2 separate regions of the Homo sapiens genome follow, and region 2 is linked to region 1. A link is an interaction called in ENCODE POLR2A ChIA-PET data of the cell type or tissue named here. Cell type or tissue: GM12878. All regions are shown on one strand. Links, peaks and the distances in the headings refer to the core of each region. The heading gives the core; the rest is flanking DNA.

Evidence for each region. Peaks named below come from ENCODE experiments on the same cell type or tissue, not always from the same donor. Only the 100,000 strongest peaks of a DNase experiment are listed, where the experiment ranks them.
Region 2: POLR2A ChIA-PET joins it to region 1 with 8 read pairs; 1 of 35 experiments calls an interaction of 5 or more read pairs at or near these places.

Annotation. Positions count from the first base shown.
Region 1 is chr16:81,803,230-81,810,481 of GRCh38, forward strand. All of the region lies in intron 2 of PLCG2 (phospholipase C gamma 2), which reads left to right. Among named protein-coding and RNA genes, the nearest start is that of PLCG2, 28 kb to the left of the region's middle. RefSeq lists enhancers at 4,977-5,046, 5,057-5,166, 5,197-5,256, 5,547-5,656, 7,017-7,136. In GM12878, for the core only: no CTCF peak of the experiment used is centred there; a DNase peak (open chromatin) is centred at 5,912; H3K4me3 peaks cover 1,317 bases; H3K27ac peaks cover 3,946 bases.
Region 2 is chr16:81,472,308-81,480,495 of GRCh38, forward strand. The region is part of intron 1 of CMIP (c-Maf inducing protein); the gene reads left to right. It also overlaps the pseudogene PPIAP51. Among named protein-coding and RNA genes, the nearest start is that of CMIP, 32 kb to the left of the region's middle. In GM12878, for the core only: a CTCF peak has its summit at 5,450; no DNase peak of the experiment used is centred there; H3K4me3 peaks cover 312 bases; H3K27ac peaks cover 1,166 bases.

The DNA.
Region 1 (7,252 bases), core at 1,924-5,923:
TGCCTCAGCCTCCTGAGTAGCTGGGACTACAGGTGCCCACCACCACGCCTGTCTAATTTTTTTTGTATTTTTAGTAGAGATGGGGTTTTGCTGTGTTAGCCAGGATGCATCTCACTTCTTTAGCCTAACATAAGGTTCGTTCATATTGTAGCATATTATCAACACTTCATTCCTTTTTAAGACTAATATTCCATTGCATGGATAGACCATATTTTGTTTATCCATTCATCACTTGATGGACATTTAGGTAGTTCTCTCTTTTTGGTTACTGTTTTCATTTTCTTTGTTCTTTCTTTCCTTTCTTTCTTTTCTTTCTTTCCTTTCTTTCCTTCCTTTCCTTTCCTTTCCTTTCCTTTCTTTTCTTTTCTCCTTTTCTTTTCTTTTCTTTTCCTTTCTTTTCTTCTTCCCTCCCTCCCTCCCTCCCTCCCTCCCTCCCTTCCTTCCTTCCTTCCTTTTCTTTCTTTCTTTACTCTCTACAGTCTCACTGTGTCGGTCAGGCCGGAGGGCAGTGGTGCGATTTTGGTTCACTGCATCCTCTACCTCCTGGATTCAAGTGATTCTCGTGCCTCAGCCTCCTGAGTGGCTGGGATTACAGGCGTGTACCACCACACCTGGCTAAGTTTTGTATTTTTAATACAGACAGGGTTTCACTATGTTGGCCAAGCTAGTCTTGAACTCCTGGCCTCAAGTGATCCACCTGCCTTGCCTCCCAGAGTGCTGGGATTACAGGTATGAGCCACCGTGCCTGGACTCTTTTTGGTTATTGTGAATAATACTGCGGTGGACATTCATGTACAAGTTTTTGTGTGAACACATGTTTCCATTTCTCTTGGCTCTTTGCCTAAGAGTGGAATTCTAGGTTATCTGTAACTGTTTAATCACTTAAGGAATTGCCAAGACTGTTTGCCAAAGCAGTTGCACCATTTACTTTCCCACCAGCAATGTATGAGGGCTCCAACTTCCCCATGTCCTCGCCAACACATGTTAGTATCTGTCTTTTTGGTTATCACCATCCTAGTGGAGGTGAAGTGTTATGTCATTGTGGTTCTGATTTGCATTTTCCTGATTGCTCATTGCTCTATCTTAAATAGTTGATGTAATAATTTCCTTCTAAACATTGGCTTTCTGTAGACAGTGTCCTATTTTCAACTTTTCTGGGCCCCAGCATTGTCTTCTGGCATGGGGTTGGTGCTGACTAGGGCGTAAATGAATGAGGCAACTCTGGATATGTTAGCTTGCAGCACATGGGCATGGACACTGATTGGCAAGGATGTGCTTCTTGGCTTGAGTCAAGAATCATACATTTTAACCATCACTTCTGCTTTTTTTGTGGCACAAAAGGACCATTTTTTGAAGTTAGTAACCTGTCTTAGTTCCCTCAGTAGATGTTTGTCCAAATGTTGCGGTGAAGCATAGCACAGACTTTTCATCATTTCAAGGTTTAACGCCTCAGCCCAGGGAGTGTATATTTGGTGACCGTTTTCCCAGAGCCCTGGAAATGCTTCTTCCTAACTGTCCACTTTGAGCTCCTCTGCCTCCTCTTTGGCAATCAGTTACCTCCTAAGAGGAACCTGGAGAAATGTCATTGGGAAGTGCTGCTGGCACCAGGATGAGAGAGTGTTCTTGAAAGCTTGGGAGCAGTATTGAGCATCTGCCATGTGTCAGTATTGTGCTGGGCACTACAAGCTCACATGTATCCATGTGATCATGTGTATGGGTATTTATTTGTAGTGTCTAGTCATTACAATCTGTCTGTGAGTTTTGCCTGGTTTACTCCTAAGTACAGTGAGCTTCAGTGATTTGCCCAAGGTTACCAAAGTTTTCAGAGGAACAACATCAGACACTTTTCCCCAATCACCATGTGCCAGAAAACCTTTAGGTTAAGAGGTTAACAAGACAAGCCACAGATAGGGGAAAATATTTATGAAACAAGAGCTGATAAAGGACCCATATCCAAAATAGGCAACTCTTAAAACTCAACAATAAAAGGCCAGGCTCGGTAGCTCATGCCTGTAATCCCAGCACTTTGGGAGGCCAAGGTGGATGGATCACAAGGTCAGGAGATCGAGACCATCCTGACTAACACGGTGAAACTCTGTCTCTACTAAAAATATAAAAAATTAGCCGGGTGTGGTGTCGGGTGCCTATAGTCCCAGCTACTCAGGAGGCTGAGGCAGGAGAATGGCGTTAACCCAGGAGGTGGAGCTTGCAGTGAGCAGAGATTGCACCACTGCACTTCAGCCTGGGTAACAGAGCGAGACTCCATCTCAGAAAAAAAAAAAAAAAAAACAAAACGCAAGAAAACAACAAAAAAAACCAAAAACAAAAGCTCAACAATAAGAAAACAACCCAATTAAAAAGTGGGCGAAAGATCTGAACAGATGCCTCACACCCCCTTCCCCCACCCCACTCACAATGCTTTGCCATCCATGTCTCCATCCTGCAGTAGCCAAAGCTGGCTGCTTCTGGACCACTGCTGTGCAATGGAAATACAGTGTGAGTCACCAATACCAGCCATGAGAGTAGTGTTTTGTTTTGTTTTTTTTTTTTTTTGTTTTTTTTTTTTTTTGCTGTTATTGTTGTTTTGTTTTTTAAATAGAGATGGGATTTTGTTCTGGGTGAAGTGAATCAAACTCCTGGGCTCAAGTGATCCTCCCAGCTCAGCCTCCTGAGTAGCTGGGATTACAGGTGTGAGCCACTGTACGCAGTCATGTGTGTAGTTTAAAGTTTTCTAGTTGCCACATTCATAAAGGTAAAAAGAGGTGAAACTAACTTTATTAATAAATTTTATTTAACTCAGTATATCCAAAGCATTATTATTTCAACATGTATGCAATATAATTATTAACGAGATATTTGATTCTGGTTTTTGGTCTGTGTCTTCAAAATCCAGTGTGTGTTTTATACCTATAACACATCTTGATTCAGACAGATTCAATTCTGAGTGTTCAAAAGCCACATGTGGCTAGTGGCTACCATATTGGATAGCACAGATCTAGATTATACCTCTTTTGTCCTTTTGCATTACCTGCTTCCGTGGTCCCCAAGCAGCAAAGGCATTCTCCATGTGGCAGGTACTATGATCATCATAGTGGTGCTCCCTGTGTGTGTGATCAGGTAGCTTTAATTTCCCACAGAGACTGAAAATGTGGAAGTGTGTCTACCAGCTTTGCCATCTGTCCTAGATTTAGGTGTGACATCTGATTGCTGGGCCCGAGCATCCAGTGCCAGCTGTACTTCTGCAGATTACTGGGTAATCACAGTAGAACCTTTCTTGGGGGTTGCTTTTGACCCAGGCAGCACTGCTCAGCTTGTGGCCAGGGAGCTTCATGACCATTGAGAGTAGGAGTCTGCACCATTACATGATCATAGGATAGCCTGCAGACATGTGATTCGTGTCTTGTAAGTTGTAACTGAGTAAATTTTTATATATGGAAAGAAATAGAATGCTGAAAGGGGGATCATGAGGGTCCAGGTGTGGGGCTGGGGACATGGAAGGCCTCACTGAGAAGCTGGCATTTGAGCAAAGGCTTGGAAAAGTTGAAGGAGTGGGCTGTGTAGATAAGTGTTTTGAGGGCTTCAGGAATGGCCAGGACAAAGCCTTCGAGGTGGGGCATGTTCTGGGGATAGCCAGCCAAGCAGGGTGATGGGGGCAGAGTTATGGGGAGGAAGCAGGGGTCACATGACCCAGGGCTGTGGAGGCCTCCATAGCACTCAAGCTTTTCCTCCAGGGAGCCGGGAGCCATGGGAGAGTTTGCAGTGGATGACGGATGACTGATATGGCCCCTCGGGCTGCTCTGGTTGGCTTTCTCCTGAGTCGTCCATTCTACCTTCTCGCCAAGGCTTCCTAGGTCATGTTTCAAGTCTGTTCAATGCATTTCCTTCTCCAGGTGGTCAGTGGAGACCTCACAGCAGAGGCTTATCTTGTTGAACGTGGTGATTCATGTGGTGATTTCACAGGGTCAGCTCCCCATGTCTTGTCCCAGCGGTGTCCTCCTCCTACATCAGGAGAGGGAGGTCAGCTCTGGGACCCAAGAAAGGGCAGGGTGCCTTGGTAACCCTTCTGCAGGCTTGAGGGATTGGGGCAGTGTGCATCTCTGCGAGGAGGGCACTGAGGAGGATGGGCTTCTCAGATCCTGGGCTCTGCCTTCTGGATCTGAGATCCAAGTTGCAAAGGAAGAGCTGGTTTCAGGCTGAAGCATTTTTTCAGCTTCATACAAGGCAGGAAGCCCATCAAGCCCCCACATCGTCATCATTGTCATCACTGTCACTAACGCCACCATAAGAGCTGACATTTATGTAGTATATGTTTATGTACCTGTTACAGCTCTAAGAGCTTTCCCTGTATTATTGCTTACTTAATTCCACAACTGTATGTGTTCAATACGCATTATTTCCATTTTACAGATGAGAACATTGAGGCATAGCCCAGGGTCACTGTATTAGTCTGTTCTCACGGCTATAAAGAGCTACCAAAGACTGGGTAATATAAAAAGGAAAGAGGTTTAATTGACTCACAGTTCAGCATGGCTGGAGGGGCCCCAGGAAGCTTACAATCATGGTGGAAGGTGAAGGCGGGGCTGGCATGTGACATGGAGAAAGCAGGAGCAAGAGAGAGAGGGAGGGAGGTGCCACATACTTTTCAACAGCCAGATCTCTCAAGAACTCACTGAATATTGCAAGGACAGCACCAAGAGATGGTGCAAAACCGTTAATGAGCAATTCATCCCCATGATCCAGTCACCTTCCACCAGACCCCACCTCCAGTACTGAGGGTTACAATTCAACATGAGACTGCTGCGGAGACAGATATGCAAACAATATTAGGTTGTTTCTACCTTTTGGCTATTATGAATAGTGCTGCTGTGAACATTCATATGCAGGATTTTGTGTAGATGTGTTTTCCTTTCTCTTGGGTGTACACCTAGGAGTGGAATTGCTGGGCCATGCAGTAACCATTCATTTAAGCATTTGTGACTACATTTAACCTTTTGAGGCACCACCAGCCTGTTTTCCAACGGGGCTACACTGTTTTGCATTTGCCAAGGCCTGTTGGCTGTTTTGGAGGCAAACCCCTCCCCTTAAGTTCCAAAGAAGTGAATCCCCAGTGTCCTGAGGTCAGAATGTCCAGGGCACCCTTTTAGAGAGAGAGGGAGGAGGGTCCTGAGAGACTGTACTGGAGAGGCTGTGTGGCCCCAAGCCCACAGCACTGAGTTTGAGTCTCAGCTCTGCCACCTACCACTGTGCAATCTTTTTATTTTATTTTATTTTATTTTATTTTTGAGATGGAGTCTCCCTCTGTCGCCCAGGCTGGAGTGCGGTGGCATGATCTCGGCTCGCTACAACCTCCGCCTCCCAGATTCAAGCCATTCTCCTGTCTCAGCCTCCTGAGTAGCTGGGACTACAGGTGCCCGCCACCACGCCTGGCTAATTTTTTCTATTTTTAGTAGAGATGGGGTTTCACTGTGTTAGCCAGGATGGTCTCGATCTCCTGACCTTGTGATCCACCTGCCTCTGCCTCCCAAAGTGCTGGGATTACAGGCGTGAGCCACCTCACCTGGCCACCACTGTGCAATCTTGAGCAAGCTCCATAGCCTCTGTGGGCCTGGCCTCTGTTTCCCCCTATGCAAAATGGGGCTTATCAGAGCATGCTGGAGGGGCTCCCATGAGATCAGGGGAGACATGAGCTTGGTGTAGTTTGTGGCCTATTGGACCTGCCTGATGAAGGTTGCTGCCTGTGAGGTTGGTGGTGTCTACCAGGCATTGTCCTCTAAAATATAATACTCCTATTCTAGGGGTGAGGAAGGAGTGTGGGTGTGTGTTCTGAGTAGCTCATGAGAGAGTGGGAACCTGTGCTAAGCCAGGCCTGGTCTCTCTGAGCATGGTGACTTGGACTTGTTGCTTTTGTGGCAGGGAACTGAAACTGTTGCAGACACTCTTGGCCTGACCTTATCCCCTCAGCACACACCTCTGCACACCACAAGCCACTTGCTGGAAACACCTGTGACTATGCCTGAGGGCTTCTGCTAGCCTGTGGTGCAGGATAGGCTGGGAGTGCTGGGGTGTTAGTGCCTCCAGGGGTGGCATGGCTGGGTGGGGAATCGGCAGATCAATACCCCAGCTCCCTCACCCTCAGTCAGGACACTCCTGGCTTGTTCTGCACTGACTCCCAGGCTTCCCCAATGGACTTCGGCTCTATTTACTCACAGGAATAATAAGCTTGATGACACAGCCTTTATTTGCTGCGCTTCCTTCCCTGTCCACCACCCCATTCCCCTTGCAGTGATTCCTGGGATAGCCCCCAAATAAACTCCTTGTATGTACATCCTTGCCTCAGAGTCTGTTTCTGGGGGAACCCAGATGAAGACAGAGACCCACTTAGACCCTGTGTCAGGAAACACATGGACCAGACTTGGGCCACCCTGGGACTTGCTGTTTTCTCTGTTCCCTGCGGTGTGTGAGCCTGTGTGTGCCTATGCATGTGTCTTTCTCCTCTTGCCCCTGATTGGCTAGCCTTGTCACTTCTGTCCTGATTCTAGAGGGAGTGTCTGATGTCCCAGTTATTGCTGCCCTCAGCAGAGTCAGGATTTTTTGGCCGGGGCGGGGGGTGGGGTCAGAAACCAGCTCAAGCAAAAAAAGAGAATTTACTGGAACGTGTGGCTGAGATGCATACTGTGTAGCTCACAGCATCCAAGATGCAATGCCTTTCCCATGCTCTCTTCATCTTTCTGCCAGTCTTTGTCTGCCACCATGGTTCTCTCCTTTTTTTTTTCTTTTTTTTGAGATGGAGCCTACCTGTGTCACCAGGCTGGAGTTCAGTGGCGTGATCTCAGCTCACTGCAACCTCCTCCTCCTGGGTTCAAGTGATTCTCCTGCCTCAGCCTCCTGAGTAGGTGGGACTACAGGCACTCACCACCACGCCCAGCTAATTTTGTATTTTTAGTAGAGATGGGGTTTCACCATCTTGGCCAGGATGGTTTCTATCTCTTGATTCTCGTGGCATGCCTCAGCCTTCCGAAGTGCTGGGATTACGGTGTGAGCCACCGTGCCCAGCCCATGCTTCTCTCCTATCCCAGACGACTCTAGTCTATAGAACACGTAACGTGGCCATGAGCAGCCTCATAAGAGACCGTTTTTCTCTCAGCATCTATGCTTGGCCTTCGTTATTTGCAGCATCAGTATTGGTGAATTTGCCTTTCTGCTCCAACTTATTTGCAACCTGCAAACCAGTAGTTCTGGCCCTTCTGTGGTC
Region 2 (8,188 bases), core at 2,591-6,590, 330 kb before region 1:
TGTATGAACCAACTTGAGAGCAAGGCTCAGAACCCCAGAAGTGCTTCGTGAAGATGAGCTGTTCGTATTTCCAGTGTCCTTCATGGTGGCTCATCTGGCCGCCCGTTCTGGTATCCTGTGTGTGGCGTGCCCCATGCGTGGAGGAGTGGCCCATCTCCCCAGGGGTCCCCTGGGTCTTGTAGGCACTGATCACAGCCACTCACTTGACACCGTTGAGTGTCAGCTACATGCCATGCCCTGTCCTAGGGTGCCCCAACATGGGCCCTGCTCTCAGGAACCTGAGCATTCACTGGGGGTGGCACCCGCAAATGTGTCAGCCAATCACCAGAGCCCCTTCAGAGGTGGCAGGTGCTAGGACAGTAGAGGGGCAGGGTGAAGGGGTGGAGAGATGGGAGGCCCCTCAGGAGGTGGCCTGGAGGCAGGAGCTGATCCTGTGCAGATGTGGAGAGGCCGTTGGGATGGTGAGTGCAGAGGCCCTGGGGTGGCTGAGGTGCACAGTGGGGTGTGGAGGCTGGAGGGACATCCAGGGGCACATCGTGGCATCTGTGGTGATCTGCAGCCTGCGCCCAGTACTTTGTCCTGTTCCTTTCGGGGCTTGGCCACACCGCAGCTGCCCAGTGAGTGTGTGAGGGGCTGGTCTGTTTAACTGCTTGCCCTGAAGGTGCGAGGAGAGCCTGTTCGCCTTGCATCCAGTGGGCCAAGCTTACATAGATCCCATCTCCTCTGCATACCCTCAGCATCCTGATCTATAAAATGGGAGTGAATATAGCACCTTCAGCCACACCACCAGCCTGCCTGCGGCCCCTGCCTCCTGCCCGGCCTCCTCTGAGGTCAGTGCCTTCAGCTCCTGCTGCACTGGTGGCCACCGCCTGCAAGTGCTTATGTCGGCCTCTGTCTCTGCAGGACGACGTGAACAGGCTGCGGCTGTCACTGACGTGTCTTCCTTCGTGTTTGCCGTGGGGGGCATATAATTGCATTCCTCATGAGGGAATGACACAGAAAGGGCAGGGGGTGTCAGCAGGGGCCGCTCTGTAATTTCCATGTCTGGGACGGATTTCAGGACTGAGCTGTTTTCCTCTTTGACCCGGCAGAGGCTGTTGCCCAAGTCAACAGTGGTGCGTTTTTGAATTTGTCTTTGTTGGTTTTCTTTTTCCCTTTCTTCTTCTTTTTAAAATAGGTCTTTTTTTTTTTTTTTCCATCCTATGAAATAAAACTGGAGACTTGGTTGTAGTGGGTAAGAATTAGCAGTTCCTGTCCTTTTGGTGTGGGAGTTGGGCGGGGGTTGACTTAAATATTTATTTCCCATTAAGGGATTCATGGGCTTGGACGCTTGTGTTGGAATGGGGTGATCTCAAATCTCACTCATGATTTTCGACCCCTGTAGGACTTGGGCCTGCCTTTGGGGGACGCGGGGACGCAGGGACGCATTGAGCAGAAGCTGCAAGCGGATGACCCATGGGCCAAGTCAAGTCTGCTGACGTGTTTTACTTGGCCCACACAGTGGTTTTTTTTTTTTTTTTTTTTCTTAAAGCTTCAGTAAGTTGTCTGCCTTTAAAGTTGGGAGCATTCCCCTAAAAAGTTCCGGATATCCATTTTCTAATAATAACAACAGAAGCAAACATTTCTATGTGACTTACCACAGGCCTGGCTCAGCTCTAGACGACTCCCATCCCTTTGCTCCTGGGATCCCCAGACAGTTCCGAGGTGGTGCTTCCTGTGATCATCCCCATTCTACAGCTAAAGAAGCAGAGGCAGGCCTTTAACCGGGCACTCCTGGCTGTGCCCATGTTCCTGTGTGGCCACCCCTTCAGGCTGGGCACGGCCTCTCCACTCCCCCAGCCTCCTAGCCCACTGTACTCAGGTTCCCCCCTGCTCAGAGCTTGTGGGCGTGGACTTTGTACCCCCCGGGCTTGGAGAGGGCAAGGTGACTGTGGGAGTCCAGCTGCTGCTCCTTAAGTTGAGTTGTCTGTCACTGACTTACCCTCCCTCCCTCTCTCCCTACTGTCTCCATTCTTCTCTTTCCCCCTTCTTTCTCCTGCACCCTCTTTTTCCATTCCTCCCTTCCCCCTTCCTTTCTCCGCTCTCTCTTTCCTTCACTCCCTTCCTCCCATTCATCTGGTGCTTACCGGGGGCCACCAGGTAGGCACGTCGCACACTACTTCTGCTTCATGTGAGGGGTTCATGGTGGCTTCTCCCTACCTTCAGACCACACCTCTGGTGGGAGGTGCTGCGTGAGGATCCCAGGGGTGAACTGAGTCAGGTCAGAGGAGCAGGGAGCCCCAGCCCCTGGTGTCTTCTTACTGTGTGGTCTCTTCCGTGTCACCGCACTTCTGTGGAAGGGGAATGATGGGGGAAGTGGAGGAACCACTGTCCGCCTGCGGAGGGGCCTCAGTGTTGGCCGTGCTCATGGCGCCCTCCTCCTGGGGCTCCCTCTCCTCTGGTCCTGCCTCTCCTGCACGCCCTTCCTGCCTCCTTGGTGCCAGGGGAGCCAGCCCAGGACAGTCTCTGTGCCTAGGCCCTGCCAGCCTGGCTGCCCTGCCTCCAGCCATGGGGGGCGGGCGGGGAGGGAGTCGACCAGTGCTTGTCTTTGCAGAACTGCTGGTGGACTGAATGTGGTTCTGGGGGTGGCCAGGCCTGAGGGTAACTCATTTTGGAAGGTTTGGGATGTCACTTCACTTAAGGAGCCTTCAGCAACATGGAGTTTAAGTGGCCCTCTTCACCGTGGCCTTGTGGCTTCATGAATGGAGCTGCTGTGGTCAGCATGGCTGGCCCTCTGGAGAGGAGGGTGGGCCATGAGGAGAAGATGCTGTGTCTGGAGGCCTTAACCCTTTCCTCCCTTCTCTCCCTCCCTCCCTCCTGTCTCTTTCTCTCTCTGTCTCTTTCTCTCTAGGTGCATAAAAAAAATTGCTTTCAGATAAAGTTGACATGCAATAAACTGCATATTCTCCCTTTGCTTTTAAAATGATGATCTGTTTCAGCCATGCAAAGCAGGGTATAAAATAATATTTCAGTGTAACCACTCAGCGGAAGAAATAAACCATTCCAGTTGCAATACCTGATGTACCGTTCTCTGATTTCAAACCCTTCCTTTTCTCTGCCCCGACTTTGATGTTTATTCTTGTGCATATTTTTGTACTTGTACAACTACATACTCTTATAGAACACTCCATAATGTTTCCTAGATTTTTTTTTTGTTATTATATAGCTTTTATTTCACAATCATAAACTTAACTCAACTCTGCAATCCAGCTAGGCATGGAAGGGAACAAAACATGGAACCCAAAGGAAACTGCAGTGAGAGCACAAAGATTCTAGGATACTGTGAGCAAATGGGGCAGAGGGGTGCTCTCCTGAGCTACAGAAGGAACGGTCTGATGGTTAAGATAAAACACAAGTTGCTGGGTGTGGTGGCTCACTGCCGTAATCCCAGCACTTTGGGAGGTTGAGGCAGGTGGATCATGAGGTCAGGAGATCAGGACCATCCTGGCTAACACGGTGAAATCCTGTCTCTACTAAAAATACAAACAAAATTAGCTGGGTGTGGTGGGGGGCGCCTGTAGTCTCAGCTACTTGGGAGGCTGAGGCAGGAGAATGGCATGAACCCGGGAGGCAGAGCTTGCAGTGAGCTGAGATTGCTCCACTGCGCTCCAGCGTGGGTGACAGAGTGAGACTCCTTCTCAAAAAAAAAAAAAAAAGATAAAACATAAGTCAAACTTTATTCAAGTTGTCCACAGTTAGCAATAGTGATCTTCTTGCTGGTCTTGCCATTCCTGGACCCAAAGTGCTCCATGGCCTCCACAGTCTTCACGTCTTCTTTCACCTTGCCGGAGACCACGTGCTTGCGTTCAACCACTCAGTCTTGGCAGTGCGTGTGGAAAACTGGGAACCGTTTGTGTTGGGTCCAGCATTTGCCATGGACAAGATGCCGGGACCTGTATGCTTTAGGATGAAGTTCTCATCTTCAAATTTCTCCCCATAGATGGACTTGCCACCAGTGCCATTACGGCGTGTGAAGTCACCACCCTGATACATAAACCCTGGAATGTTCCTGTGAAAGCAGGAACCCTTATAACCAACTCCTTTCTCTCCAGTGCTCAGAGCGTGAAAGTTTTCTGCTGTCTTTGGAAACTTGTTTGCAAACAGCTCGAAGGAGATGCGGCCCAAGGGCTCGCCGTTGACAGCGATGTCAGAGAACACAGTGGGGTTGACCATGGCTGATAGAACAGGTTTCCCGACGGCGCCGGTGTCTGCAGAGTGGCCATGTTTCCTAGATTGTAAAGTTTCATATAAATAGTATCATTACTTGGGCCTTCTTGTGCAACTTGCCTTTTTAGTTTGCTTACTTTCTGTATATGAGATCCATTGTATGAAGAAGCCGTGGCATATTTATTTATGCATTCTGTTGATGGTCTTCTAGATTGCTTCTAGATTTTTGCTGCTGTAAACAATGCCACAGTGAACATCTTCATAGATAATCTCCATTTACAGGAATCCAAGAGTTTCTCCCATTTCCTGTTTCTTCTCCCTCCCACCCCTTCTTTCCTTTTGTCCTTACTTCCCGACGTCAGCCAAGTTCAGCTTCTCAGGCTCCCTAAGGATCTTTAGGAGACGGTGAAGATGAATGAAAAGACCCCAGCCCCAGCGTGGAGGTCAGGGCTCCTGGGTTTCAGCCTCAACTTGGTGGACCTCTTTGGGCTTCATCTATAGTAGGACCATTTTTATCTCGTGGGGCTAATTCATGCCGCGTTGAGCTGAGCACCTGGGCATATGGTTGATGCTTGAAAAATGGCAGCTGGTTGTGTCTATCTTCTGATTTTGAAGATACACATCGGGCTTGGAAATGTCGGCCCTGAACTCTTTTTTTTTGAAATGGAATCTTGCTGTGTTGCCCAGGCTGGAGTGCAGTGGTGTGGTCTCGGCTCACTGCAACCTCAGCCTCCTGGGTTCAAGTAATTTCCTGTCCCAGCTTCCTGAGTAGCGGGGATTACAAGCTTACACCACCACACCCACGCCTGGCTAATTTTTATATTTTTAGTAGAGACAGGGTTTCACCATGTTGGCCAGGCTCGTCTCGAACTCCTGGCCTCAGTTGATCTGCCTGCCTTGGCCTCCCAAAGTGCTGGGATTACAGGCGTGAGCCACCGCACCTAGCCTGAATTCTTAAGGGGTAGATACAGGGCAGGGTATGGACTGTGCATCCAGGTCCCCTCCTTTCCCACTGAAGGCAATGGCTGCCCTCCCTGTGTGAAGGCGGCTGGACTGTCGTCATCAGCACTCAGAACTCCTTGCTCCTGCATGTAAGACTCCGGGATCATATAATATTTAAAAATGCAGCAGCTTAAACACAGCAGAAGCTTGTTTGTTTTCTCTCGTATAAAGGAAATCTAGGGTCTAAGTCGTGTGAGGGTTGCCGTGGCTGGCCTGTGGCTTTGAGGGCCTAGGGCCCCTCCATGTGGCTGCTCCTCCGTTCTTAGCACCATGGGCCAAGAGAGGCTCAAGTTCCTGCCATTTTGCCTGCCTTCCAGTTAGTGGGAAATGGGATCTTACCATTTCGTTTGCATTCCAGTTAGCAGAAAGTGGGAGTGGCAGGGGAGTGGAAAAGGACTTCTGCCCTGTTAAGGTGACTTCTGCTTTCACCTTACTGGCCAGACCATCATGTGGCATCCCCGGCTGCAAGAGCATCTGGGAAATGTAAGTGGGAGCCATGAATCCCACCCCACAGCAGGATTTTTATTATTGAGAAGGGAGAGGAGGCCAGAATAGGGTGTTGGCATGGGCCACGCTAGCCATCTCTGCCACTGCCCTTCCCCCCCACCCCAGAAAGTATCCCAGGGCCAGTCTCCACTTCACTCTTGGGAAGGCGAAGGCTGGTCAGGGAGACACATTGCGTGGGCATTCCCTCAAGCTTCCGGAACAGGCCATCCTTTGAAAGCCACTCACATGTAGCACAGTGGAAGGAAGCAAGGCTTTTACAGGGGCAGAGGGAGTGGTAAGGTATCAGCAAGCCGTAGAGTAGAACAGGGAGCCGACAGTTCTGCATGGCGCCAGCAGCTCCTGGGAAGGGGTTGTAGGGCCGAGATTTTGGCGTCCTGTATGGAGAGGAGCAGCCTGCCGGAGAAGATAGTGAGCTCCCTGAGAAAGCAGGTGTGCAAGCAAAGGTCAGATGGACATGTGTCAGTCAGGGAGGCCACCGAGTGCGTTCTAGATCCAGAAAGCACATTCATGGAATTCCATTGAGGAATTATGGAAGGGATCTCATGCAGGGATGGTGAATGCACAGACCATGTGTGGTCCCCTCCACCCTCCAGCCCTTGTTGGTCCTCCTGGTGCCCTGCAGAGCCGCAGCCACCCCAGAGCCTCCCGGTGGGAAGAAGTTGGCACCTGAGATAAACCCATTTGCTTTTCCCACTTGAATTCAGTTCTCTTGTTCCTATAGGTGTGGACGTTGAGGGCCAGCCTGGAAGCGCCATATCCAGAGGCACTCAGGGAGGGGAGCAGGAGACCCAGGGCTCTGGGATTCAGGTCCCTCTGTCACACCCTGCCCTTCTTCTGGGTCTTTCTTCCCCACCTCCCAGCCAGAAATTGCCTCCTGGAGCCAGCCCAGCCTCGTCTTGTTCATTGGAGCTCAGTTGGAGACCCGTCCTCACCCGAAGCAGGGTGAGAGGACAGCACCTGCCACCTTTAAGTCTGGGCTTTGCTGGACGCCTAGGAGAAGCCGGGTCCTCAGGCACTCGAGTGGGAAGTGAAAGTGTGCACCAGCTCTTTAGTTCTGCTATTGACCGGACAGGGTTTTTCCTGGGGGGAGGGGGAAGGAGCTGCTGTGTTTTCTTTGCTTAATCTGGCCTTGCCCCACAGAGAAAACACATGCGTAGCCTCCATCCTGTTTGTAAAGAGGGCGGTCAGCTACTCGAAGTTGCTCGCCTGGAAAAACTGGGAAGATGTCATCTCCTATGGTAAGGAGGTGGGGGCTACAGGTAGCTGAGGTGGGCAATGAATGTCTTGAGGGACTGTCAGCATGTGACCTTTTTTTAAATGGTGATAAAATACACGTAACATAAAATGGGCCATTTTAACCAGTTTTAAGTGTGCAGTTCATTGAGTACGTTCACATTGTTGCACAACCATCACCCCCATCCATCTCCAGAACTTTCTCATCTTCTCAAACTGAAACTGTCCCCATTAAATGTTAACTCCTAGTCCCCCTCCCCCAGCCCCTGGCAGCCACCATTCTCTCTTCATTTTCTATGACTTTGACTCCTTTAGGGACCACATATGAATGGGTTAATATAGGATTTGTCTTTTTCGTGTCTGGGTTATGATTATTATTATTTTGCTTTTTTTGTTGAGGTGAGATTTACATAACATAAAATCAACCATTTTAAAGTGAAGAATTCAGTGATATTTAGCCACTACCACCTCTGTCTAGTTCCAAAACATCGTCACCCCAGAAGGAAATCCTGTACCCGTTAACAGTCACTCCTCTTTCCCCCTACCCCCGGCTCTTGAAAACCAACATATGACTTTAAATTTGATTTGCATTTGCATATATTAGGCCCTCTACAAATGTATGCTGAATGAATGAAAGAAAATCCTGGCCAGCTGAGAAATAATGATGAAAGCTTGGATTTCTTGAGTGCCTACTTTGTGCCAGGTCCACATAAGCATGTGTGGTTCTCAGCCCTGGCCGCACAATGGGATCACCTGGGGATCTTCGTAACCCCCAAAACCCAGGCCCCACCCCAGAGACGCTGATGGCTTTGGTCTGGGGGAGGTCTGGGCCATAGCCTTTTCCGAGCGATTCTAACATGAGAGTGAGTGGTAGGCAGTATTTCCTTGGGTCATAGCAGTCCTTTGGGGTAGGTAATATTATCTCCATTTTGTGGATAGGGAAACAGGTTATAGAGGTCAGGTAACTTACCCAAGCTCTCTCAGCTTCAAATCTCCATCTGAGGCCAGGCGTGGTGGCTCACGCCTGTAATCCCAGCACTTTGGGAGGCCGAGGTGGGCAGATCACCTGAGGTCAGGAGTTTGAGACCAGCCTGGCTAGCGTGGTGAAACCCCATCTCTACTAAAAATATAAAAATTAGCCAGGCGTGGTGACACACACCTGTAATCCTAGCTACTCAGGAGGCTGAGGCATGAGAATCGCTTGAACCCGAGAGGCAGAGGCTGCAGTGAGCCAAGATCG